Linked DNA regions of Mus musculus: region 2 is linked to region 1. The links are chromatin loops, found by intact Hi-C in ENCODE. Cell type or tissue: heart. All regions are shown on one strand. Each heading gives the region's core, and the rest is flanking DNA. Links, peaks and the distances in the headings are about the cores only.

Region 1 (13,010 bases), core at 2,357-10,356:
CCAGCCCCCTGGCAGCCACCATCTTACTTTCCACCCTGTGTATCTGAGTATTTGGGGGAGGGGGCAACAGGGAGGAGGAGGAACCTTATGAAAATGGAACCACACAACATGTGCCCTTTTGTGTCTTGCTTATTTCACACAGCAAAATGTCTTCAAGTTCCATCTATATGGTAGCATGTGTCAAAATTGCCATCCTTTGTAAGACTGAGTAATAGCCCCTAGTACATGCAAATGACATCTTATTTCTTTAATCACTTCTGATGGACACCTGGGTTGTGTCTGAGATGCCACCCTTAGTCCCCCTTCTCTCTGTGTGAGATGGACTCTTACGCCACCCTCAGAATTTCTGCCTTTGCTGCCATTGTAATTTAGGAGGTCAATAAAAGTTAAGCTGTATTGTAATAACTTTGATTTATACATTCTTCAAAACCGTGTGTGTGTGTGTGTGTGTGTGTCTGCATGCTAGTATATGTGTGGGCACACACGTTAAGGCGCATATTTGTGGCTATGCATGCATGTGGAGTCTTAGGCTGCTGTCAGTCTTCATCCATTCATTTTCCCCTTTAATCATCTAGACAGGGTCTCCCAGTCAAACCCAGAGCTCACCAACATGGCTAGAGTTACTAGCCAGCTTGCTCTGGGGATCCTTTTTCTGTACTTTCTGAGTCTGAATTTACAATTGGGCTGTCACACCCACCCATCGTTAGGATCTGCTCCTTGATCTTACAAGGCAAGTACTGAGGCACCTCCCAGCCCTGCCGTGTTCTTTTCATAGTAACATAAGGTAGCGGTTCCATTTTACTAACTCCTGTGTCACCGAAATCGACTTGTAAGGATCCAATGGTGTGTGTGTGTGGAGGTCAGAGGTCGCTATCAAGACATCTCCATCTCCAACATATTTTTTGAAACAGGTCTTATTGAACCCGGAGCTCATCTTTTAGGCTCCCTGCCTCCCAGGGCTGGGATTTCAGACATGCTCTGCAGTGCTCTGATTTTTTACATGGAGACCGGAGATCCGAACTTGAGTGCTCCTGTTGTGTAGCAAGCGTCACTGACAGAGCCTACCTCCCTAGTTTGCAAGGATTGAATTTTAAACACCAGAAACAGAATGTCACAAAATGGCAGCACCGGAGGGTCACAGCAAACGAACACCGGCCCAGGCAGGGGCTCCAGAGTGAGTTTTGCCAAACAGCCTTGAAGCTGGGGATTAAAGTCTTTCTCCCATCTGGAACCTGGCGATGCAGAAACAGTGACCACATTGTGTTCCTTCCCAGAAAAAGCACGGAGTTGCCTGGCTACCCGGCAATGTATATATGACTTGGCAGCTCGCCTGGCTTCGTAGCTCGGAGGAAAATTCCAGGGTGGGATTCAAACTGAGTTTCCAGCGACAAATGGGCTAGAAGGCTTAACCCCTTCCTCTTGTGGATTCCAGGCCCAGGTAATACATAAGCCAGGTGATCAGATCTCTGTTTCTTTCTTCACAGAATGGGCAGATGAGGACTCTGACCTGGTGACGGATTATATAGAATCCATGAGATGCAGAACTCAATTTAATTCTCTGAGATTTGGCCTTCAGAAGAAGGACTTCATAGTCAGGCCTATTCTAGCTCAGACTCTCTGGTATTTTGTTTTATGGTATTTTGGGTTTTTTTTTCAGCCTTGGGGTTCTTTTTGCTTTTTAATTTATTAATGTTACAACTGTGCCTGCGTGTGTGTGTGTGTGTGTGTGTGTGTGTGTGTGTGTGTGGTGTGCATCACAGCCTGCACACAGTGATGTGAGGACAACTCTGTGCAGCCTGTTGCTGCCTTCCACTTTTTGGTCCGGGAATGGAACTTGGGTCAAGTTTGCATAGCAAAGTGTTTCTTACCTGAGCCACCTCACTGCCCCCACTGCACAGTTCTAGAGCAAACACGAAGGGTGATCAACTCTGTCTTGTTGGGTTGCTCCAACCACTCTGCCTCGGCGCATGGCGTAAGAGCGAGACCATCTCTTTCTGTCTTTTCTCCCACTTGGCGGGCTTACGACTTAGTATCAGTGACACCAAGCCCTACTCATCCTGTGTAAGTCACTGCTTAGGATAGGACTCCTACCCTATTACCCACTGAGCAGTTCACCAGCCCTACAAGGTTCCTACCTCCTGTCTGCCCAACATTTTTCACCCTATCTCTGTCCTTTTTCATCCCAAGAAAATCTTGTCCTGCAAATCATTCTATCCTCAGATGAAGGCTCATCCCTGCTCATGCTGCTTGGCTGCAATTCAATGTCATCTACTCTATGATGTACTTCCCAACTGTACCCCCTGACAAATAGCCAAATCCAAGCTTCTAAGCCCTGGTTACCAGCCTATACCGGGTGCTGCTGAGCTCTCTGAAGTCTCTTCTCACCAACCCTCACACAATCTTGTAGGTTTCCTATAAAATTCACTCCTCAAGCTATGCATGGTGGTACATACACATAACCCCATTATTAAATAAGTCCATGTAGGAGTATCATGGTTTTGAGGCCACCATGTATTACATAGTGAAAGACCATGTCAGAAAAGCAACACAAGACAGTACCCCCACATTATTCTCAAAATGAATTTATACATGTTGATGTAGGTCATCAATGAATCGACCTTCTCTAATGGTTGCTTCTTCCCACCCCTATCCTAATATTTTATATTTTACTTGGGGAGTCAGATCACCTCTACTCTCAAGCCCTACGGTTTAGGTGGAAATGACGTCATTTTCCAATCTAGGAAAGTAGTCTGTTCCAGGCCTGGCCAGTCACCATCTCAAGAATTGACTCATCAAAAGATCTGGAACGTTTGTGGGATTACATTGTAATAGAGTCACTGTTTTCAGGGATGATTTAGCTGGCAGCACCCATTCTCAATGACACTAGTAGCCATCTTTGCTTCTTGGACAGAGTTAGGCCAGATTAGAAGCTAACAGTTCCCAGAGATAGAAACATAAAGACCACATCTTGACATTATCTTTTGCAGCTCTTGTACTGAACAGATATAATTCTTCTTGTTTTGTTTAATCCAATTAGAGTTTATTTTTCTTTCAGTGATACATGAAATAGACATTACAAATAAAATCCTTGCCTTGGACCCTTGAGCCTCTCAGACAGGAAACATTCAAGCCATCCCTGGCCCTCCCTCTTCTTCATTCTCCATATCCAGAGACCATGCTTTTATGAAAACAGATATCTACTCATATGTGTCTCCAACTTCTTTTCTGTTTTCTAATCTTTCATGTATGTATGTATGTATGTATGTATGTATGTATGTATGTATGTATGTGAGAGTGTGTACCACAGTGAAATTGTGGTAGATAGAGGACATCTCTCAGAAATCAAGTTATCTTCTTCTGCCATGTGGGTCCTGGGGACCGAATTCAAGTTGTCAGTCTTGGCAGCAAGCATCTTTACCCACTGAGCCATCTCACCATCCCCTGAGTCTCCTAATTAAACACATCTATGTTATAACCTTTCACAGTGACACATCTCCCCCATTACATGGGTAGTTCACTCCACCTCGAGTTCTGCATCGCACTGCTACTTTTCTTAACTTCCCCTCCCCCTTCCTTCAATCCCAGGAAAGGCACTTCCAAAACACAAGCCTAACTTCTATCCGCTGGAGCCATTTCCTCTACGACATGGAAACTCTTAATTGCTAAAGTAAACACATACGCATACACATGCACACATACACACACACAATCATATATGCAGAAACACACACAAAACACACCAAAACAAAGAGAGACAAACACAGAGACACAAAGACACAGAGATTAAGAGAGAGAGACAGAGAGACAGAGACAGAGAGACAGAGCAAGATTACTGAAATACAACTGATAAGCCCAGAGGCCGTTTACTACAGATGTAGCTGCATATGGACTCCTCATAAAGTTCAGCAGAAATCTCTCATTGTCCATCTCTAGCTCTGATTCACTTCCAGGAATTGTCTCTAGCATATCCAAGGAAATACTCTTTATTTGGTCCAAACTAGGGTGTATGTCTCATCCCCAAACCACCTATAGTGACTTCTGAGGATCTAATGACTGTTACAGGAGCTGGGAAGAAAAGCACCAAGGTGGAGAGGTTGAGGTTGTCTTCCAAAGCACAAGGTAATTTTGTGGGTCTTTAAAATACTGGTAGCCATTGAGATGGCTGAAGGTAAAGGCACTTGCTGCCAAGCCTGAGGACTAAAGTTCAAGCCCTGGTGGAAAGAGAGAACTGACTCCCACGCGCTGTCTTCTGACTTTCACTAGTGTCCTGTATGCTCATGCACCTAGACAATATACACAAAATTAAAAAATAGATGTGATATTGTTTTTTTTAAGTGAACACTTTATATTGGTATACCCACCTAAAATGTACCAGGACCCCCAGGGTCAAGCTCAAGGTAAATGTATAGCTCTTTGTGGCTTCCTCTGGAGCCCTGTCTTACAGCCATCACTATAGCTTATATACCCTAGGTAGAATGCATGTTTGATGTCTCTGTCTCTGACCCTTAGACTTCTGTACGTTTCTAACCTCACAAAATACTCAGTCACACCATTACCCTTTTTAGCAATCTTATGCTCCACTTGGGGCCTCAACAACCTTAGCTGTTCCTTGAAGGAGATCCTCATCCCCTCTCCCCTCCCCCTACCAGACCCCACAAGAATAAGACTTTATGCGGAAGGTAGATGTTTACTGTTAGGAAAATAAAGCACTTTTGAACATGTATGTAGTGCAAGCTGAGTACTTGTAACCCCAACCTTTCTATCAAACCTATCTGCCCTGTCCCCTCCCCACAAATCTGTCACATCATATCTATTTATGTTGTTTGTGACCCACTGAGATTAATCAGGGCCACGTGTGAGACTATAGGTTTGAAGCTATGGGAGTCTGGCAGGTTCAGCAGAGGAGACACAACCAAAGATGGTGATCCCCACTCCCATCCCAGAGTCTATCAATAGTCAGTAGTTTTGACATAAAAGGAGGGCCTCCCCCTCCCCTGACTGATGGTTGACAGAGCTGGTCTTGTGGGGGTAGAGCGCAGGAATTCACAGTCGCTGTGAGTTAATGGTTGTGTGGAATCCAGAGAATGGCATTTCACAGTTTATTCTTATCTCTCAGTTCAGATGTGCTCCCCTCCTCCCTCTCCTGGAAGTTGTTCACTGAGCCTTAGAGAGGGGGGTAGAAGCCACCTAAGGCTGAGACGGGTCTCTTATTTTCTGCATCTTGGGCAGTTGTGAGTGTCTGCATTCACTACTCTTCATAGAAGGAGACGCTTCTGTGGCTGCTTTTGACTCTCTAAGCATCAGCATTTAGAAGGCACTTGATGTTTGTGTTCCGTTTATGTTGTCTAATCCTTAGAGAAACTAGCCATCTTCCTGATTTGCCAGGACCATATCTCTCTACCTGTATCCCCACCACAGATCGGCCTAGTATAATACACAATCTGTGTGGCTAGCCATGGCTTGGGAGTGCATGACCCACAGCAGGCCAGCTAAGGCTATTCTTCTAGGTGCAAAGGAAGCTGGCCTTCCTCACACAGATAAATGACCTGAGAGTGATCATCTATCCCCATGCTCTTATGGGGAAGCTTTGCGTGACAGTGCCCTGCCAGTGTACAGGCTCAAATAGAGAAGAGACAGCTGCTGGCTACATTCCATCACCCCAGGACAGCTACACCCTCTCCTCCCTGACAGCCAGTTCCTGGAGCCAAGAAATTCTCCCCCCCAACACACACCCTTGCTGAAACTGGTTTGAGAACTCTGTCATCCTCAGTCCTCCAAGCCAAGCAGGGGCCCCTGCTGTTCCATGCATTGGCCATGTGTATTAACTGAAAAACCTTCCTCGGCAGGGTGAGGCTTGCAGTGAAATCTGTTGGGGCCATTTATTTTACCATGTAGAGTCCTACATGATCACACATTGGGAAAGACATACATTTTTGTGAAGCATGTACTGAAAAAATTGTCCATGTACTGAAAAAAAATGATTTTAATGCACAATGGCTGCCATTTGAGACACCACTTACGAGGAGGGTACATGACTACCCTCCTCGTAATCATGGATTGCATGAGAAAGCTGTCAAAATGAATCAAATTTCAGAGACACAATACAGCAGGTGTTAGCTGAGGTTGGAATCTATGCAGTGACCCCGCCTCCCCCCACCCCCAATCCCAGCCCCACAGGCAACTAGCTGTGTGCCCAAGGCATGTTATAAGCCCTTTCTGGTCCTTAGTGTCTTCCTGGGTAAAAATGAGCATGATAGTAAATATGTAAAAGGCCTTCCAGGATGGGTGGCGAGGACCAAGTAGGAGAGTTGATGCAAAGCACACAGAACCGTGCCACGCGTTTGGAAAGCCCAAATAAGTACAAGCTGTGGCTCACCTCCCACTTTTGCTGAGTGTTTCATAGAAAGAGGCAGGCAGAAAATATTTGCCGTGCCACCAAAAATATCAGAGAGAAGAGGGAAAACACAGCGATGGGGCTGAATAGGAGGATCCCACCATCTGAATACCCCAGCAGGCCTTCCTTAGAATAGCTACGATGGATCCCACACCATATGTCCTCTTCTCCTGCCAAATGCTTAGTGGCTTTCCTCTGAGGTAGTTTCTTCCCTGGCTCTCATTTCCTAAAGCTCAGCAGAGCTGAGTCCTTAGCTGAATCTAGGATTGGGATGCTCACACACATGATCCAGCCAAGGTCACCAGAGCCCGACCTGTGCTTCTTGCTGAGGCGTGAAAGTTCTCAAGGGGACACTGACAATGATTGTTATGGGCTAAGAAGTTTGTTGGGAGAGGTATTAATGGCACAGGCAGACAGATAAACAACAGTATGGTGGGAACACAGGAGATTCTGGTCCCTAGTGCCATTAAGGCACAACATAGTAGAAATTCTGAAGAGAAAAGCAGGCCCTTGTGGTGGAGTTGAGGGTCCTTCCTGAGAACAGGTTGGGGGTTCACAGCCATGCTCACTGATTCCCCCATCAGGAGCTAAAAGAGAGAGTGGGGAGCAGGATGTGTCAATACCCTGTACCTTCTTTGATGTAAACTTACTTCCGTGGCTAGAGACACTGGCATCTGGAAATCTGTTAGCTTCTCAGAGGATGCTCTCAAGAGACACCTGTCAGTATCTCCCAGAAGGGTGTGGCTTCTCTGGGGTTTGTGGTGGGAGCAGCAGTCTGCTCTGGATTCTAAAAAGGTTATGTTATACTTTAGTTTCTATTGCTATGATAAAATGCCCGGACAAAAGTAATTTGGAAAGAAAGCATTTAGTTTAGCTCACTACTCCAGGCAACAATCCATCCTAGTAGGAAGCCAATGAAGCAGGAACTTGAAACAGCTGGTCGCATGATATTCAAAGAGGGATGAGTTAATGCCTGCTAGCTGGTATTCACTTTCTCCCCTCCTATACAGTCCAGGACCCAAGCACAAGGACTGGTCCCACTTACTGTTAGACGGAATGTTCTCATGCCAATGACAGACTCAAGGCAATCCACAGACATGCCTAGAGGCCTACCTGATCTAGACAGTTCTTCATGTTAGCACTAACCATCACAGCTTGTGGAGCTGGACCTCCCAGGGGTCACCCTGCTGTGAGCTGAGGAGATCCTAGCTGAGTTCAACTGAGAAAAAAAGTAGAGAACAATACAGGGTAGAGATGTGGGTCCATTGGTAGAGAGCTTGCCCAGGAAGCTCTGGGCTCACTTCCCAGCACCTCATGAACATGGGAGTGAGTGGGGCTTGTCTGAAATGCCAGCACTGGGAAGGCAGAAGCAAGAAGAACAGGAGTTCTAAGATTCCTTGGCTACATTGTGACTTTGAGGCCAGCCTGGGCTATGAGACCATATTTTTAAAAAACGTAGCATTGTGATGAGCTTAGTCCATCTTGCTATCCTGGCTAATGAACCTATCTGAAATGGTTTCTCTTCCTTGCAACTAAGAGATGTTAATGGGAATCCTCACTCTACCATCTCAATTAGAGTATCCTTGACTATTACAAGAGACCTTCAACAACACAGGGGCCTGTTGAGTGATTCCTCAGAGAGGTACCAGCCACTCTTTCTAGCCCTACTTCCCTGGCATGACATTCTTCCCCAGATGCACATGGTCTGAGTGTCTTGGGAGGAGTATACAGAGCAAAGAAACTGAAAAGGTAATGATTGTCTGTGCAGCCATGGGAAAATTGTCACCATTGCTGGGGTGAGACTTCATGCTGATACTGCTATTAGGGGACAGTGTCATACAAACCTCCTGCAAATAACCCCCAACTCATGCGTCTGTAAGTCAACCCACTAAAGTCCTTAGTTCATCAAGTTGGGAAAATATATGTCCACAGAACACATCTGCATCACTGATGTGTGTGTGTATGTGTGTGTATGTGTGCGTGTTTGTGTGTATCTGTTTGTGTGTATGTGTCAAACAGACAGACAGAGAAGGAGAGGCAGAGAGACAGAGTAACAGAAAGACAGTGTGTCTTCTCTTAACTTAGTTGATTTGTCCAATTGAGAGACCCAACTAATACAAGAGCTAAGTATGAGAAGAAAAACAATAAACCTGCATTAATTTTATACATCCATGGGGGTTTTCATCAGCATCTGATGTGAGAAGCAGGGTACCTCTACACATTTTAGACAGAGAGCAATATGTTTGAGAAGGCGTGACAAGACAGATGGGTCTCTGACTGGGGGAGTAAACTCCAGGCCGTCGCTAGGAGATATATGGGGCCGTCAGCCTAGGGGGAGATAAGGGCTACTTCAGGGTGTTTACACAGGTTCAGGGCAGCCCAGTCACCAGCCTGTGGTCATCAGGGCTCTGTCCCAGCCTTCATGGTTGAAAGGATCTTTATGGCCTGTTGCTCCGGGGAGAGGCCGGCTGAATGAACCTTCCTGTGGCTACAGTTCCTCTGGGAGTTTCAGCCTGAAACAGCTGACAGGCCAATGTGGTAGATTTTGAGATGGTTTGTCCTTGTCTCTTTCACTTTTCCACGTAATATCTCTTTCCTTGACACGTTGCTTGGAATTTCACAACCTGCCGCTTTTTGTGTCATAGAGAAACGCATGTGCACCAACAAGCCGAAAAAGCTCCATAAATATGGAAAGAAGGGAAAGTGAGATGGTTAAGGGGGTAAAGGGAGGTTTTTTTCACGAAGCTGGAGAAGCCTGAGGACCTGGATTTGATCCCCAAGATCTACATGGTAGAAGGAAAGAACTGACTCATTCAAGTTGCCTTCTGACTTCTGCATGAATGCTGTGGTGCATGTGCGCACATACACACAGCATACAGATACATAAATAAGTATATATATAATTTTAAAATTCACATTTGAATAGATTCATAGAGGTAATGGCTCTCAGGCAGGGAAGGCCTAGGGAATGAAAAGACTTTAAGGAGATACATGCTGGCATGGCCCCATGATCTCAAGTGTTTAATGGTTTTCAGAGGCCATTTTGTTTTTAAATTTTCTTTTTTATTTATTTTTTCATAAATGTATATATCAAAAAAATAAAATAAATGTATATATTGTATGCTGTGTATACTATTCTTTCTCACCTCAGTGGATTAATCCCCTTTGTCCTCTATAGCTTCATTTGTACTTTCATGTTACATATACATCCATGATTTGTACAAACCTATTTAAAATCTAGAAACTTCACAAAAGCAAAAAATATGAGTCTTTCTGAGCCTGGCTTATCTCCTGTTATTCCTGTATGTGGATACTGCCTTGTGACAGTGATCTGTGTACACAGGAGTACATGTGAGTGTGGCTATAAACTACAGGATTAGAACTGAGATCAGGACAGGGGAAAAAGAGGAGGTGAACAAGTGGGGATGTCAGGGCAACAGGATGCTTGTGACATGAAAGGAGAAAGGAGGTACTGAGGGTGGAAAGATACAAGAGAAGATGGGGGATGGGGGATGGGAGATGGGGGATGGGGAGAAGAGCTAGGGAGAAGAATCAACAAAAGCAACTTTTGTTCAAAAATCCATAATGAAACCTAATGTTTTGTATAATAATTAAAAACAAACTTTAGGAATCCTGTTTTTAAAGTGCACTCACATTCTGGCAATTAACATAAATATTTTTCTTTATGGAAAATAATCTACACACATATATCTACATGTATGGATAGATAGATAGATAGACAGACAGACAGATGATAGATAGATAGATAGATAGATAGATAGATAGATAGATAGATCGTTCCCAATTTCTGTATCCACATCTCTGTTCATGGATACCTAGGCTGGTCCCCACATCGTAGTTATTGTGAACAGTGCTGAAAAAAAAAACTTGATGTGCAAGTATCTGTGTGATATACTGACTTAAATTCTTTTGGGTGAGTAACTGAACAGAGTGGTATGGCTGGGTCATATGGAAGGCCTATAGCCCAAGTCTTAAGAAAGCAAGCAAGGAGAGAATTAATAGAGATACCAGGCCTGACAACTGGCTCCCAAGTTCTGCAGCCTGGCTATGTCATGAGGCTGAAATCTGTCAAAACAGCATCTAAATCTTCATTGATTCATTTGAAATAAAGTCCAAACTTGCTGTGATGTCAAACATCCTAAGTCTTGGCATTTAGCAAGGAGTGACATCAAGACTGAGGCTTTAGAACACCAGCCCAAGTTACATTGTAAGTTGCAGGACAGCCTAAACTGCATAGCCTGGCACTGTTTTAGAGAAAAACCGTAAAGACAAAGGCAAGAAAGAGAGATACGAACGAAGATGGCTCCGTGGGTAAAGGTGCTTCTCACCATGCCTGATGAGCTGGTGGGAGGGGAGAACCAACTCCAGCAAGCTATCTTCTGACTTCCACCCAGGCACATATATGCACACAAACACACAAACATAAGTAAAGCAAGAGAATGGAATTTTATATGTCACAGTAGTTCTCAGGCTTCTTAATGCTGCGACCCTTTAAGAGAGTTCCTCATGTTGTGGTGGTCCTCAACCATAAAATTATTTTGTTGCTACTTCCTGTTATGAATTGTAATATGTGTCTGATATACAAGATATCCAATTCATGACCCTAAAGAGGTCTCAACCCACAGGTTGAGAATTACTGATTTACTACATAAAAATTAGAGCACTGACCCAATGTATTTGAGTTTGCTCATTATCTCTGCATTCAAATGATCAACTTCTAATTCTTGGAACTAGACTTGTTATCAAGACCATCATCACATCCCTTCTCCTGTGCATTGAAACTCACACTGAACAGTAAGTTATGAGTTGCGAATGAAGATTTACTTTTGCAACGGTTTCTTTTGTGTCTTTGTATCAACCAAGTCAACACACATACACACACACACACACACACACACACACACACACACACACACACACAGAGGAGCTATAGAACAATCCCCTTGAGTGGTCTTGGATCTCAGAGGAGCTAAGAAATCTTGCCTAACAAGGTGCTGTTGGAAGAACTCAAATGCAGACAAGACTGACTTGGCCAAGCAGTTGCCTGTTGCCTCAGACAGTGCATAAGAACTTCCCGGCATGGTGAGCACTCTTACCAACTGACTATCTTGCCATCTCAGTATCAACAAATTAGAATGTACAGTATAATGATCATGTTGTAGATTCTCCATTATGTATGACATCACCCCCATTTCACCATAGGCTGTGTGCTAATGTTAGTGGGGGCTAAGTTAGCAGAGAAGCACCTGGTGGGCAGCAAACAATACAATACTGAGTAGTGACTGGTTAAACAACCACCTTTCAGTCAAAGCTGGTGACTTCTGGTTCTCCTACTCTTATAAGTTAAAGTTCAGGAAAATAGAAGGCATTATTTCCAAGATATCCCTCGACAATTTAAAATTACATTTGTGTATCACATGTATGTATGTGGGAGAACAAACATGCCCGAGCACTTGTGGCCCAGCCTGAGAATCTGAGAATCCTCAGGACTCACATGGTAGAGGAGAACTGACTTTTGAACCTGTAACTTTTGTCCTGACTTCTGTGCTCCCAGCTCCACAGGTCCTGGGGCTTAAATTCAGGCAATTAGGCTTGAGGGCAAGGCTGCTTCCTGCTAAGCCATTTGTTGGCCCTCCCATATGTCCCTCATCATCTGCTGTATTAAAATGGCTAAGCCTCCTAGGCAATTGTGGGCAATTTTCACTCCTTGCAATATTTGTACCTGAGGCAGCTAGAGGCTTTCAGAAAGGAAGCTAAATGGGAGCTGCTAGAAGCTTTTCTCAGCCCCTAGACTGCAGTGCTGTGGAAATGATAGGAAAGGGAGCTTTTTGTAAGGTGTTTGAAAGGACTGTTAGGGGAGGACACCTTCTCTCTTCAAAAGAATTGGATTCAAACATCTGCCTTCCTGCTCCACCCCCTAGGAGTATGTGCATTGGATTCAAACATCTGCCTTCCTGCTCCACCCCCTAGGAGTATGTGCATTGGATTCAAACATCTGCCTTTCTGCTCCACCCCCTCGGAGTGTGCGAAAGCCTCAGGGTTACCGGGATCCTGATTCAAAGGTCGCCATTCAGTGACCTTCAGACCTCTGATTGATTTGGGAGCCTCCAGCCCTCTGGCCCACTCGCCTCTCCTGGGACATCCTGGGCAGCCACTCCAGACTCAGGGACGCCAGGAACCTCTTTTCCTTAATCCCTCCAGCTGCCGGCTGGAGGCCCCGCAGGGGCCAGGAAGAAGGCTCATTTCCCTGACCCCAGCAGAAGGGGAGGGGGAGCTGAATCCTTGGGCCTGCCACCCAAGAACCTTATTTCTATACCAAGAGGGTTTAGGGAATGCTGCTATCTGGCTAGGGAGGAGAAGGGGAAAAATAAATACATTTCAACACTGTTAAAGGATAAAACCACATTGAATTGTTAGAGACAGACGGTGTAAGAAAAATTTTATTGAGGACTGTCCCGCTAGATATAAGGACCTTGACAGTGGATTTTTTTTCTTCTTCAATTACATTAGTTTATTTATTTTGCATGAAGGGGGATAGGCACTTGTGGAGATCAAAAGACAACTTGCAGGAGTCAGCCCTCTCCTTTCCATGATG
Region 2 (13,010 bases), core at 2,628-10,627, 56 kb before region 1:
GACGTTCCTGCTATACAACAAGTTCCAGGCTAGCCTGGGCTACATGAGATCCTATTTCAAAGAAAGTAAATCTACCAGAATGGCTCTCTGTCTTCCCGTTCTACAATGAACAACGTAACTTCTGCAACCATTTCACTTTTACCTGGATATCTCCTGGCCATACTCCCCAGAGAGTCCTTGATATATAGTCACCCTCCACGTTTTGTTTTGTTTTTTGTTGTTGTTGTTGTTGTTCTTGTTTTTTTAAAGTAGGGCTGGAGAGATAGCATAGTGGTTAAGAGGCATTGCTGCCATTTGCAAAAGACTAAGGTTCGGTTCCCAGAATGCACATGGCAACTCACAAAAACCTGTGGCGCCAGGTTTAGAGAATCTGATGTGCCCTTCTGGCCTCTGAAGGTACCTGTACATATGCATGTACTCACACACACACACACACACACACACACACACACACTTGTTAAGGTTATGTAAAAGCACACATACTCATACACACACACACACTTGTTAAGGTTATGCAGAAGCACACGTACTCACACACACACACACACACACACACACACACACACACTTGTTAAGGTTATGTAGAAGCACGCGCATAGGTTACATCATGTACTCTGTCAGGGTTTGAGCATACTTAGATTTGATGTTGGAGGACACATGCCCAGGGAGATTGTGAGTATTCTCTTGGGACTATTCTCTTGATGGTTCTTGACTGGCCTCTCTCCCTCCCAAAGCCTGTCTATCAGCGCTTGCTTCTTCAGGTCATTAAGGAGCAGCACACAAGGTATGCAGTTAATCCCACCCTGTGACACAATTTCTGTTAATGTCTACAGTAGTTAATAAATAACACCCAGGAGCAGAGGAGATAGCGCAGTTGGTAAAAAGTACTTTGTCTCGTAAACCCGATGACTTGAGTTCAATCCCTGGACTCGGGTAAACAAACAGATGGGGTAGTGCTTATCTAGAATCTCAGCATTCCTGTGTCGAAAGAGGAGGTTGAGACATCAGAAGTGTCTAAGAAACTCTCGGGCGAGGTGGTCTGGAGTAGCATGATCTGCAGAAGCAGATGCTTCAGCAGATGACTGGAGACAACTGACCCCTGGATTCATTCTTTGGCATTCACATAATGTCTGTGGCATGAGCTCACGTGCCCAGGGTGTCATATTCTCTCTCTCTCTTTCTCTTTCTCTCTGTCTGTCTGTCTGCCTGTCTCTGTCTGTCTGTCTCTGTGTCTCTGTGTCTCTGTGTCTCTGTGTCTCTCTCTCTCTCTCACACACACACACCCATGATCCCATGAATTTCAAGACCTCTGAGAGCCCAACGTTCTCCACTTTCTAAGTTCCTTCCTGTTCACTCTATGTCTCAGGCCTCCCCTTGCTATCTAACTGATTCCCACCTCCCAGTTCTTGCCCATCCTGGTTCCATCTGGACTGCTCTTCCCTTGGGCTTTGTCCCCCTCATCTTTGTTCTCAATATTCATGGCCCCCTATCAGCTCTCTTACCCACCCCCTTCCAGCTAAAATAACCCTCCCCATTCACTCCCTCTCTTATTATCCTGTCAACACAAAGACCCTGCTCTCTCTTCAAAGGGAATAAGAGATAGTTTATTCTTGTGCCAAATATGAATGACCATGGCCCTGAAAGACAAGCTTCACCATGAAAGTGGTTTCACGTGATTTTATTAGTTACAGAACAAAGGAAGTCATAAATCAATCCATTTACCAAATACTTTAGTGGGGACCACAGGTAGGCAGGTTATGGCAAGGCAGGGAAACCTCTGTTATAAGTTCCAGATGGTATCCGGTGACATTCTCAGTTTTTGGACTGGTAGGAGCTAGTGGTCTGATGAGAACACATTTTAAAGGTTTTGCTTGTCAAAAGGTCAGACATGGCAGTAGGCAGCAAATGGCTAAGATGATTGAAACCAGAAGAAACTAATCTACAGATCTGCCACATTCTAACTCTATACAATCAACTTTCTCATTGGTGGCTCAGCCCTGTTTTGTACCCTTTCAACACATGTGTTGTTGCCCTCTTTGGGATCTTTAGTTTACAGCCATTATTGTTGTTATTATTATCCTCAGTCATCATCATCGTGGTCATCATCATTATTAATTTCCTTTTGTTTTTATTAACATGTCTAGGTATTTTGTATGTACAAATGAATACATGCATGCCTAGGGATTGTGGAGGCCAGAGGAAGCATCATATCACCTAAAAGTGGAGTTACAGTCATGAGCCAATCATGTGTGTGCTGAGAATTGCCAGGTCCTCAGAAAGAACATCCAGTGCTCCAATCAACACTCGTCTCTAGATGTGACTGGCTGTTACACCACTCACTTCCCACAATCCCCCACTAGAATAAGACATCAAGAAGGCAACAATCTTTGATGGCCCAGTTTCTATAGCTTCCCATGATAACTCCACCTTGGGGCTTTCCCATGGAAAGTCCTCAGTACCCAAAGGTTGAAGAACTAAAGGCCTTGCTCTGGTGTTAGAGCTTGGGAGATGGCAATGCTTGTCTTCCCCATGAATCTCTGGCTTTGGGAAGAGTATGTGTGTGTGTTACAGGTGACCTCCAGTTCAGAAGAGAACCTTGGAGCCCTTGGATCTGGAGTTACAAGAGCTTGTGAACTAGCTGTTATGGGTGCTGTGAACTAAACTTGGATGCTCTGTAAGGGTCGTACCTGCTCATAAACACTGAACCATCTCTCCAGCCCTAGATCTTAAAAACTTTTAAAAATTAAGTTTAAATTTTTAAAATTAAGTTTAGTGTGTGTGCATGTGTGTGTGCACATGCACAAGCATGCTTGTAAGCACATGTGCACCAAGTGCCAACTCGTGTGTGGAGGGTAGAGGACAACCGTCAGGAATCAATTCTCTCCTTCTAACACACAGGTCTCAGGGATGGAACTTAAGTCATCAGGTGCAACAGCAAGCACCTTTATCCATAAAGCCATCTATCTTACTGGCTTCTAGTGCTAATTTCACTGCTAATGTTTCCTAATAATAGTAATTAAATATATGTATTTGACATTAGACTTCTATTGCTAATTCTTCCTGCTTATGTTGCTTAATAGTAGTAGTTAAATATACGTATTTAATATTAAACATCAAACCCCTACACAGTTTTAAATTTTATTATTTTTAAATATGTGTGTGTGTGTGTGTGTGTGTGTGCATGTGCACACACACTGGTGCACATATGGAGGTTGGAGAACAGCTTGTGAGAGTTGATTCTCTCCTTCCACCATGTGATTCTTGGGACTCAAACTCAGGTTGGCAGGCTTAGCAGCAAGCTTCCTAACCTTCTGAGCCATCTTGCCACTCAGGCCTCAATCTTTACGATAAAATCAATCAAAGCTGGGACTAAACTTGGAGGTTCTTCCATACATTTGTATGTATTTGTGTGCTTTTTTGCAGTCATAGGCAGTCTCCTAACTCACATGCAGGTCAACAAAAAAATGTGTCTCCACTAGGATGGGGGAGAAGGAGGGGCTACAAATGGGACTCCCCCCCACCTCCACCCCCCACCCCCAGTCTGGTCCTGTTTCTCACCTACACACCTACGTGCTTAACCCTCTTGACCCTCCCCCATCCAGTCTTGCTTTGTTGGGGTGCAGAATTTCCCTCCAGAACCTGGTGCATCAGGGGCTTAGGTAGGCTCAGGCTGTTGGCATGGAAACCATAGCAGCTGCTGCAAATGGAAAGCGGCTGAGAGAATACAGGAAGAGGCCCAGAAGGCTGAAAATTTCCAGGCCTTAGATTTATGGAGAGATCAAAATGCCAAGCCGGCACAGAGCAGGGGCTTCCTAAAAGTTTGCTGAGGAAAAACGGAGACCCCCTTCCCCGACATCTCATGGCTGTGCTTTGCAGGGGAGCCACATACTCTTGGGCTAATTCATCTGGTGAACTCTGGTAGTTGAAGCTAATCACACCGTGAGCTGAACTTTGAAGACAGAGAAAGGGTTTTGTAAATTAAATCAAAAGTTACCATCTAACCTAGCTGTGACATTTCTGAAAAGACCTGAAAGCAGGGAATCAACAGATATTTACATCCCCAGGTCATGGCAACACTGTTTGAAATATCGACCCAGTGGATGACTGAATAAACAGGAGCTCCGTCCACACAATGGAACAGTGTTCAGCCTTACTACAGGCCACTAAGGAATGTGGAGAGTGGGAGAAATAGTCTTCCCCAGGGAGGAACACACTGACTGCTTATTCAATACCGAATGGTCAGCCCTGCAAACATAACACGATAACATTATGCAAACGGAGCAGGTTATATTTAAGAATGTACGTGTGCGTGCCTATGTGCATGTAACAACACTTAATGAAAACTGAGGCCATGCATTTGAAAGGAATCAAGGAGGGAGGAAAGAGAAGGGGGAAATGATCTAATTATGTTATAATCTCAAAAATAAAAAAAAAAAATTTAAAGGAAGGAAATATGTGTGTGAGATTGATCAGAAGATAAAGGTACTAGTTGCCAAGCTTGAGGGTCTCCGTTCAGTGCCTAGGACCTACATGGCAAATGGAGGGCAGTTACTGTCCAAAAGCTGTTCTTTGCTACAGATGCACTCATGCGATAAACAAATAAATTGTCATGATTTTTTTTAAACTAGGAAACTCTGATAGATGCTATACCACAGATGAACCTTTAAGACATTGTGTCAAGGGAAACAAACCTGTCAGAGAAGGACAAATACTCTACTTCGATTTGTGTGAGGTACCTAGAGTGATCGACCCCCTGGATGAATTAGGATGATGGTTGTCCTGGGCTGTGGAATCAGGAGAATGGGAGTTATGACCTAATGATGGCAGAGTCTTGGCTGGTAAAGATAAAAAGCTTTGGAGATGGATTAAGAATATATGGTGGACAGAATATAATGTTGGGCATTATAACTGTATTGATGAGCACGGAGCTGTATACTTACAAGGGATGATATAGCAAATTTTAAGTTATTGATATTCCCTAATATAAAAATTGAAGGAAAAAGAAACAAAAGATGGCTGTAACTTAGATGAAGTGAGGGCAATAAAGAAACTTGGAATAGGTTGCAAGAAGAGGCTGCTGGGGATAAAACATCAATTGATCTTTCTGGCTATAATTTTCTTTCTTGAGCTTCAAGAGTTAGTTTTTGTTGTTGTCTAATGTATAAATGTACATAAGTATATTCCACATGTATGCAGCTATACTTGGAGGGCAGCAGGAGTTACATGAGGCTGTGAGCCACCTCATGAATTCTGAGAAGCTAATTCTAGTTCTCTGCAAGTTTAGCAAGTGTTTTTAATTGCTGAGACATCTATCCAGATATCTGCTTCTTCCTGATTTCAAACTGCCCATCTTACCTGTCCCATGAACATACCTGGGTTGAGTAGACACACTTTGAGTACCCCCTATCCCCATGCCTATCTTGTTTTTATTATAAGTCATGCCACACATCACCAGTGCCCAGAGCAGACCTTGTGTGCAGTTTCTGCCTCTGTGTGTGTACTATGTATGTATAGATGAGTATGGGTATAGATATAGATATGCTAATATACTATATCTGAATATAAAGTATATAATTTATAATATGTAATAACAATATAGGTAATATATTATATATCTGCTAATATACACATATATGTATATTGATGAAATGAATGAACATTGCAGTACACATTCTTTTTTTTTCTTTTTTTTTTCTTTTTTTTTTTTTTGGTTTTTTGAGACAGGGTTTCTCTGTGTAGCCCTGGCTGTTCTGAAACTCACTCTGTAGACCAGGCCTCGAACTCAGAAATCTGCCTGCCTCTGCCTCCCGAGTGCTGGGATTAAAGGCGTGCGCCACCACGCCCGGCTTGCAGTAGACATTGTTAACTTCCCTTCCTTGCTGTCTGTGCAAGAGTTCGTCCAGGTCATAAATCTGCAGCTGGAATGTCTGGGTGATGGGGTCATATTAGACTCTTTCCCAGATGACTGCGAATCCATCTCATAGGCTCTGGACTTTCATTCTTCTTCACTCAGAACTACAGAGGAAACAACTGAACCCACAGCAGACACGGTGCCTAATGCACAGCAGGTGTTCTGTAGATGGATGTAAGTGAGCAGATGAGTTAGTACCTGAGTTATGTTTGCCCGACCAGGGTGCATCTGTAACATTTTAACCTAGCTCTTTTTTAGCATTCACCATAGCATGAAATCACCTCAATAACAGTTGTCTCTTCATCATCTGAGGACTTTATGTCTTTGGAAGGTAAAATCATGCAGGAATAGTGTTCTCATTTAAACCTTTTTTTTTTTTTTTTTTACATTTACTCATACATACTTGTGCATGTATGTGCATACAGTGTAATACGTCTGTAGAGGTCAGAGAAGAAGAGGAGGAGGAGAAGGGAGATGAGGAGGAGGAAGAAAAGAGATACAGAGTGAGACAGAGAGACAAAGAGGGTGGGAGGGTTGATTTTTATATTAAGGAATTGGCTCATGGGATTATGGGGATCAGTGAGCTTGAAGGGTAAGCTAGCAGGGTTGAATTCAGGTAGGATTTCTGTGTTTAAGTCCACCACCGAAGGTGACTCTTACTTCAAGCCAACTGTTTTATAGATGTTAATGCCGTTTACAGAATGTTCACAGTGACTAGCCTAGCGTTTGATCAAACAAGGCCACACAATTTAGCCAAAAGCATATATAAATTTAACTATTATTATGTTTTTAGATACGCTTATTGGTCTATGTCCTAGATTAACTGGAAATTCAAAAGAGAGGTCAAAGACAATTAGAAATAGATTTCCTTATGCCATCACTCTCTTTATATATACACCATTGTGTGTGCATGTATGGTACAAATGTGTAAGTGTGAATGTGTGTACATATGCCTATAGATGTTCATGGATGTATGTGTGAGTGTGTGAGAGAATGTGAGTGTGTGCACAAATGTGTAAGAGTATGTGTGTGAGTGTGTGAGAACGTGTGTGAGTTTGTGTGTGAGAAACAGTGTGAATGGCTGTGTGTGTAAGCATGAGTGTGTATGTTTGCACCCTATCTATCTATCTATCTATCTATCTATCTACCCATCTACCTATCTATCTATCTTTGGGATTGTGTTTCCCAATAATCATGAGGTTCATTGATTCAGCTAGACTGTCTGGCCAGTGAACTCTGTCTTCCCTGCCATGCAACTCTGCCAGCATAGGGGTTGCAGCCCAATGAAGCTATGTTTGGATTCTATATCTCTATGTGTTGTGTGTATGTGTGTGTGTGTGTGGACACACATGTGGAGGTCAGAGGACAACTTTCAGGAGTTAATTCTCTCAGGCCACTAAGGGGGTTCCAGGGATTGTACTTGGCTTGCCAGACTAACCACCAAGCACCTTTACCCTCAGAACCACCTTGCTCCCTGCTATGTGTGCTTTTTACAACTGGTAATACTGGTTAAATAAAGTCACAGTGTACAAATACAGTTTCAAGAAAAGCCCCCCTTCCATCCTTTGTTTTATTGTGTCTATTTAATCATGTCAAACTAGTGTGTTTTATTATAATATTTAAACATGTGCTTATCATGTGCATGGTTCATATTCACCCTAACAACATAGTTTATTCTTCTTCCTTCTCTGACTGATCCCATCCCTCCCCTAATGTATGTGTGTGTATTTCATATATAAGAGAAAATTGCCATATTTATCTTTCTGAATTTAGTTTATTTTAAAGTATTTTAAAATTACTTTGGTTTGGTTTGCTTTTGGTTTTCTGAGACAGGGTCTCTCTGTATAGCCATGGCTGTCCTAGATCTCACTCTGTAGACCAGGCTAAGCTTGAACTCAAAGATCCACCAACTTCTGCCTCCTGAATGCTGGGATTAAAGCATGGCCCACTTAAAATTACATTTATTTATATATTGTGTCAGGGAGACACAAATTACCTGGTGTGCAGGTGATGTAGGTCAGCGGATAACTTGTGTCAGTTCTGTCTTCCCACCATATACATCTCAGGGATGAAATTTGGGTCATTGGACTTGGCAGCAAGTGTCTTTACCTGCTGAGCCATCTTGCTGGCCCTAAGTCTAATGTATTTTCTTTAATATGTCCAGTCCCATTGACTTTCCTGAAATGGCATAATTATATCCTTCTTTGTGGCATGAAAAAGCTCCAGTGTGGATATATAAAACATATTTTTGATCCACCGATCTGATGCTGGTATCTAGCTTGAGTCCATAACCTGGTTATCGTAAACAGTACAGTAACAGCACAGGTGTACACACATCTCTGTCATGCATGGACTTAGGTTCCTTCAGCACTCTCCGTTTTAAGTCAGTGCCTTCCTCCAAGAGTCTCCAAGAAAGAATCCTGAGGCTGAAACTCGAGGCCACAGTCAACACCTAAGTCTCAGGCTGGAGAGAGAGCCCAGTCCTTAGGAGCAGTAGCTGTTCTTCCAGAAGCCCCAGGCTTGATTACCAGCACCCACGAGCCAGGCCTCCACCTTCTGCACTGCTCTCGATGTCCTTATCGTCCAAGCCCCTACAGAACATCCCACTGAGGTCTCAACACTCAATGATTCTTCTAGCCCAGAGTTCCAGAGTCCTTCCACAATCCTCCTCAAAACAGTCAGGTCTGTCGCAGCAATACTACACTATGCTGGTATCACTTTGTCTTAGGGTTTCTATTGCTACAATGGAACACCATGACCAAAAAGCAAGTTGGGGAGGAAAGAGCTTACTTGGCTTACACTTCCATCATTGGAGGAACTCAGCACAGAAATTCAAGCAGGGCTGGAACCTGGAGGCAGGATCTGATACCTTTTTCTGGTTTCCTGGGGGTACTGAATACATGTCCACAGACATTCATGCAGACAAAAGCACTTATACACATAAAATAAAAATAAATATCTTTTAAGTGCATACTACTGTTGCAGAGGACCTACATTTGACTCTCAGGCAGCTCATAACCATATATCTGCAGCTCCTAGGGGATCCAATGTCTCTGAACTCCGAAGCCATGAACACTTACGCACACACATACTCGTGCACACAGACCTACACATACACACAGTTAAGAGTAAAATTGAAAAAGAAAAACTGTTACGTTTCAAGGGCTGAAGATGTAGCTCAGTTGGTGGAGTGCTTGTCAGCATACATACAGCTTTGGGTTCAAGCCCCAGCACCATGGAAACTAGACATGGTGGCACATATGGGTAATCTCAGTGCTCAGGAGGTATAAGCAGGCAAATGAGGAAGTTCAAGTTTAGCCTCTGCCACTTACAAGTTTGAGTTCAGCCTGGACTACATGAGACCTTACCTCAAAACAAAAACAAAACAAAACAGGAAGCTATCTGGAAAAAGAAATGGGAATCTGTGGAGATTCTTATAAGTATTTCTTTACATATGCCCTGTCTGGATCCTGTGTGAGGAAAACTCAAAGGCTTGGCATGCAGAGAGACAGAGCCCAACAAGGAGATGGGTTTGGAAATACAACATGAATTCCCAGCATGGATGAGGGGCATCACTGGGGAGACAGGGGCACAGACTGTCCAAGAGTATTGAAATATGTCTAAGTGCACATGATGAAGGCTGAAGCAACACGTCTTCCCAGTTGAGCATTAAATGCCTGCTCTCTGGGTAAGGAAGATGGGGAGCAGTTGATGTCACACATAGGAGCTGCATGTATTCTTGTGGGATCTAGTTAGACTCAGTTAGTCCTAGGGAGGATCTATGGGGGATCTCTTGCAAAGCTGTCATTCAAAGATGTCCATGAAGAGTCTTAAGACATTTCACACAGGCCTGGGCTTTAGTTGCAGGTTGGAACCTTCTCTACACCCACGTAGCTGCTCTGATTTTCTTTCTCTCTCTCTCTCAGAACAATTACCTGGTCCAGGGAGCTGAAAAGGCTCAGGCTGTTGCTATGGAGACAGAAGCTGGTCCAGGGGAAAGGGAGGGACGACAGAGGAAGCCTCTGGACTAGAATTTTCCAGGCTCTGATATATTGGAGAGATTTTGGATGTTAGGAGGTGCAGGGGAGGGAATGGAGGGCTTGGAAAATGTGGTCTTTCAAATGCCAGGAAAATATACTTTTGATGCATAATAAAGATTTGTTGAAAGAAGGAGTGGGGATGCAGAGAGCTGGTAGAATGCTTGCCTAGCATGCAGGAGGCCCTAGGTTTGATCCCACAGTATCACATAAACTGAATGTGATTACGCACATGTGCAATCTTATCACACGGGGCGTGGAGGCAGGAGAATAGGAATTTAAGGTCATTATCAGTTACATAGAAGTTCAAGGCTAGTCTGGGCTATGTTAGACATTATTACAAACAAACTAATAAACAAAGAAATAGCTCCAGTCGACAGATGGAGTCCTGTGAGATGTTTCTCCCCTTTACAGGATGGGTAAATGTTGTCAACCTCTCCTTTACTTTTAGATAGGGTCTCACTGTATATCCAAAGCTGACCTTGAACTCACAATCTTCCTGCCTCAGCCCAAAGAAGGCTATGATGACAAGCATGGGCAACCACACCTAGCATGCATCACCATTTGACCCAGGTACAGCTGCATCAATCCAGGCTTTTTTGTGGCTTGCTTTGTTACAGAAAATCAAAGCAACAATACAAAGATGGACACACTTAAAGGAATAAGACAATTCCACCCAAAGGTGCCAAGAGCTGAGCAAGAAGTTGGCTGCCAGAGTCTGTCCCTAGTCTGTCTGTTGATGGCCTGAGAACTATTTCTATGGACACCTACAATTCTTGGTCTTTAGTCTGCAATATTGTGGTCAACTGTAAATATATACATGGCTCTCAACTTATAATAAATAGCCTATTTACATTATTTAAAACAAAACAACTTTGCAAAGGTACAAAATGGAATCAGAGTAGAAATTGTGCTTCAAGCTTTTAATTTTTATCTTTCCTAGGTTCTACCCTCTGAGCAAAATAGCTGCCATCTTTGTCAGATCAACTGTTTCTATCAGCAACAGATGTCACAAATAGGCCTGTGAACTGTTGTCTCCTTTCCTTAGAGAAAGATGATGCTGAGAGAGTCATTGGATCCTCCCAGGACACTCCAGCCACTCCTGCCAGATTTTAGTGTGCAGTTCTGCCCTAACTACATGTAGCCTCATTGAGTATATATACCTTGGGGAAAATTAGTTAGGTAGGGTGTCTATGTATGTGGTTACAGGGAAATCATCTGATCGGCTGAGTGGGAGCTTTCCAGTGTGGCTGCTTTGGGGTTGCCCACATTCTGTAGGTGAGCCTGAGGAACTTTGGTGGAATCTTAGTTTGGCTTGACATGTGGCCTCACCAGGAGGGAGTAGATGGAGCTCGTATCTCCCCAGGGAAAGAAATCTCCCAACAGCTAGCAATATGCCCAACCATATTCTCCTGTGTTGCTGGGTAGGAGATCAACCCGCAGCTCCTCAGTCATTACAGAAAGCAGTTGGTATTGCACAGCATGGTGTGTTGCTAAGTGATGTATCCAGTGAGTTAGCTGTAGCCCTTGTTTCTTTGACTTATGATGGGCTTACTTGTATATGTAGTCCCATCAACACCAAGATTTATCCATTGTTTTGTCAATAGATAGTAACTGCCGTCCATCCCTTTGGGTATAAGGAACATTGACAGTGCCAAACACATGGGGGATATTTAACCCACAGGTCTTGAATGTATACGTATTGTTATGAGCATTGTTACTCATGAGTTGTCAATAGAAACAAGGGGGTCCCCCAGGGCATGCACATCTAGGAATAGAATTGCTACACTATCAGTCAGGTGACTCAGTTTTGACAGCATTGGCAATTGGTCTAGACAAGTGGTTCTTTACCACTGGGGAGGGCTGTGCTGTATAATCTAAGATGTTTATCAGCATCCTTTTTATACTCCTTAGATGCTAGTGACACCCTCTGCTTATATTTCTGTGTGTGTGTCCACACCCATACATGGAGGTCAAATGAAAACTTTGGGAAATTTAGTCTCTCCTTCCACCATGTGGGTCTGAAGGATCAAATTTAGTTCATCGGGCTTGGTGCTCTGAGGCACCTCTCTGGCTCTTTTCCCGTTTTTCATTCTGTGTGAGTGTGCGTCTGCATGCGTGTGTGAGTGTCCATGTCTTAAGTATAAACAGAATATTGTCTGCTTTCTATCATGATTTTAGGAAGGTGCTTTACACCATAGAGATTTCTAGTTTTCAATTCTGGTTTTCTAAAATAGAGTCTTACGTTGACCAGAGTGGGCTTAAAACCGCTGTGTACCTGAGGTCAGCCCTCAGCTCTCCGATGCTCAGATTATAGGCATGCTTCCATTATTTTTGTACTTTTTGTTTTTATTTAAAAATTTTTCTTTTCATACAATATATTTTTCCCATATTCTTTCCCCTTTCAGTTTGAGTTTTGATTATGTATGTGTATGTGTCTGTGTGTGTGTGTGTGTGTGTGTTCACACAAGCCTGTGTTTGAAACAAGGTCTCACTTTGTAGCACTGGCTGGTTTAGAACTCTTCACATGCCAAGACTGGCTCAAACTATTGGCAATCCTTCTACTCAGTCTCTTGGGTGCTAGGATTCCAAGCCTGGGTCACCACACCCAGCCCCATACTGCCCGATTACAGAAATTCTCATTCTACTTCCTTGGGAGGTGAAGAGACAAGGCTAGGCTGTGGTGGCTACAGAAGGGCCCAGGGCCTGACAGAAATAGAAAAGCCAGTGAGATGGCTCAATGGATTAAGGTACTTGTTTGTCACCCAGTCTGATGGCCTGATCCTCTGACCGGGTTAATGGAAGAAGGAAACTGACTCTTGCAAATTGTTCGCTGGCATTTACACAGCATGCTGAGACCACACACATGCGTACATTCACAGATATGCGTAAATAAATAAATAAATTGAAAACGTATCTAATAAAAATGATTTCAGATGCCTAATAGGCAGTGATTTTTCAGGAGCAGAGACAGGAAGCTTCCAGAGGTTCTGCCTCAAGCAGTGCTGAGACAGTAAACAAGTTCACACAAGTACACTCATCAAGCCCTGACCCGACACAGA

The links. A loop is a pair of places that touch in the nucleus more often than their neighbours do. Peaks named below come from ENCODE experiments on the same cell type or tissue, not always from the same donor. Only the 100,000 strongest peaks of a DNase experiment are listed, where the experiment ranks them.
Region 2: it touches region 1 in a loop (1.9-fold over the local background); 1 of 42 quality-filtered maps calls a loop at or near these places.

Annotation. Positions count from the first base shown.
Region 1 is chr7:6,769,967-6,782,976 of GRCm38, reverse strand. All of the region lies in intron 2 of Usp29 (ubiquitin specific peptidase 29), which reads right to left. Among named protein-coding and RNA genes, the nearest start is that of Mir3099, 27 kb to the left of the region's middle. In heart, for the core only: no CTCF peak of the experiment used is centred there; no DNase peak of the experiment used is centred there; H3K4me3 peaks cover 936 bases; H3K27ac peaks cover 6,753 bases.
Region 2 is chr7:6,826,210-6,839,219 of GRCm38, reverse strand. All of the region lies in intron 2 of Usp29 (ubiquitin specific peptidase 29), which reads right to left. Among named protein-coding and RNA genes, the nearest start is that of Mir3099, 29 kb to the right of the region's middle. In heart, for the core only: no CTCF peak of the experiment used is centred there; no DNase peak of the experiment used is centred there; H3K27ac peaks cover 1,030 bases.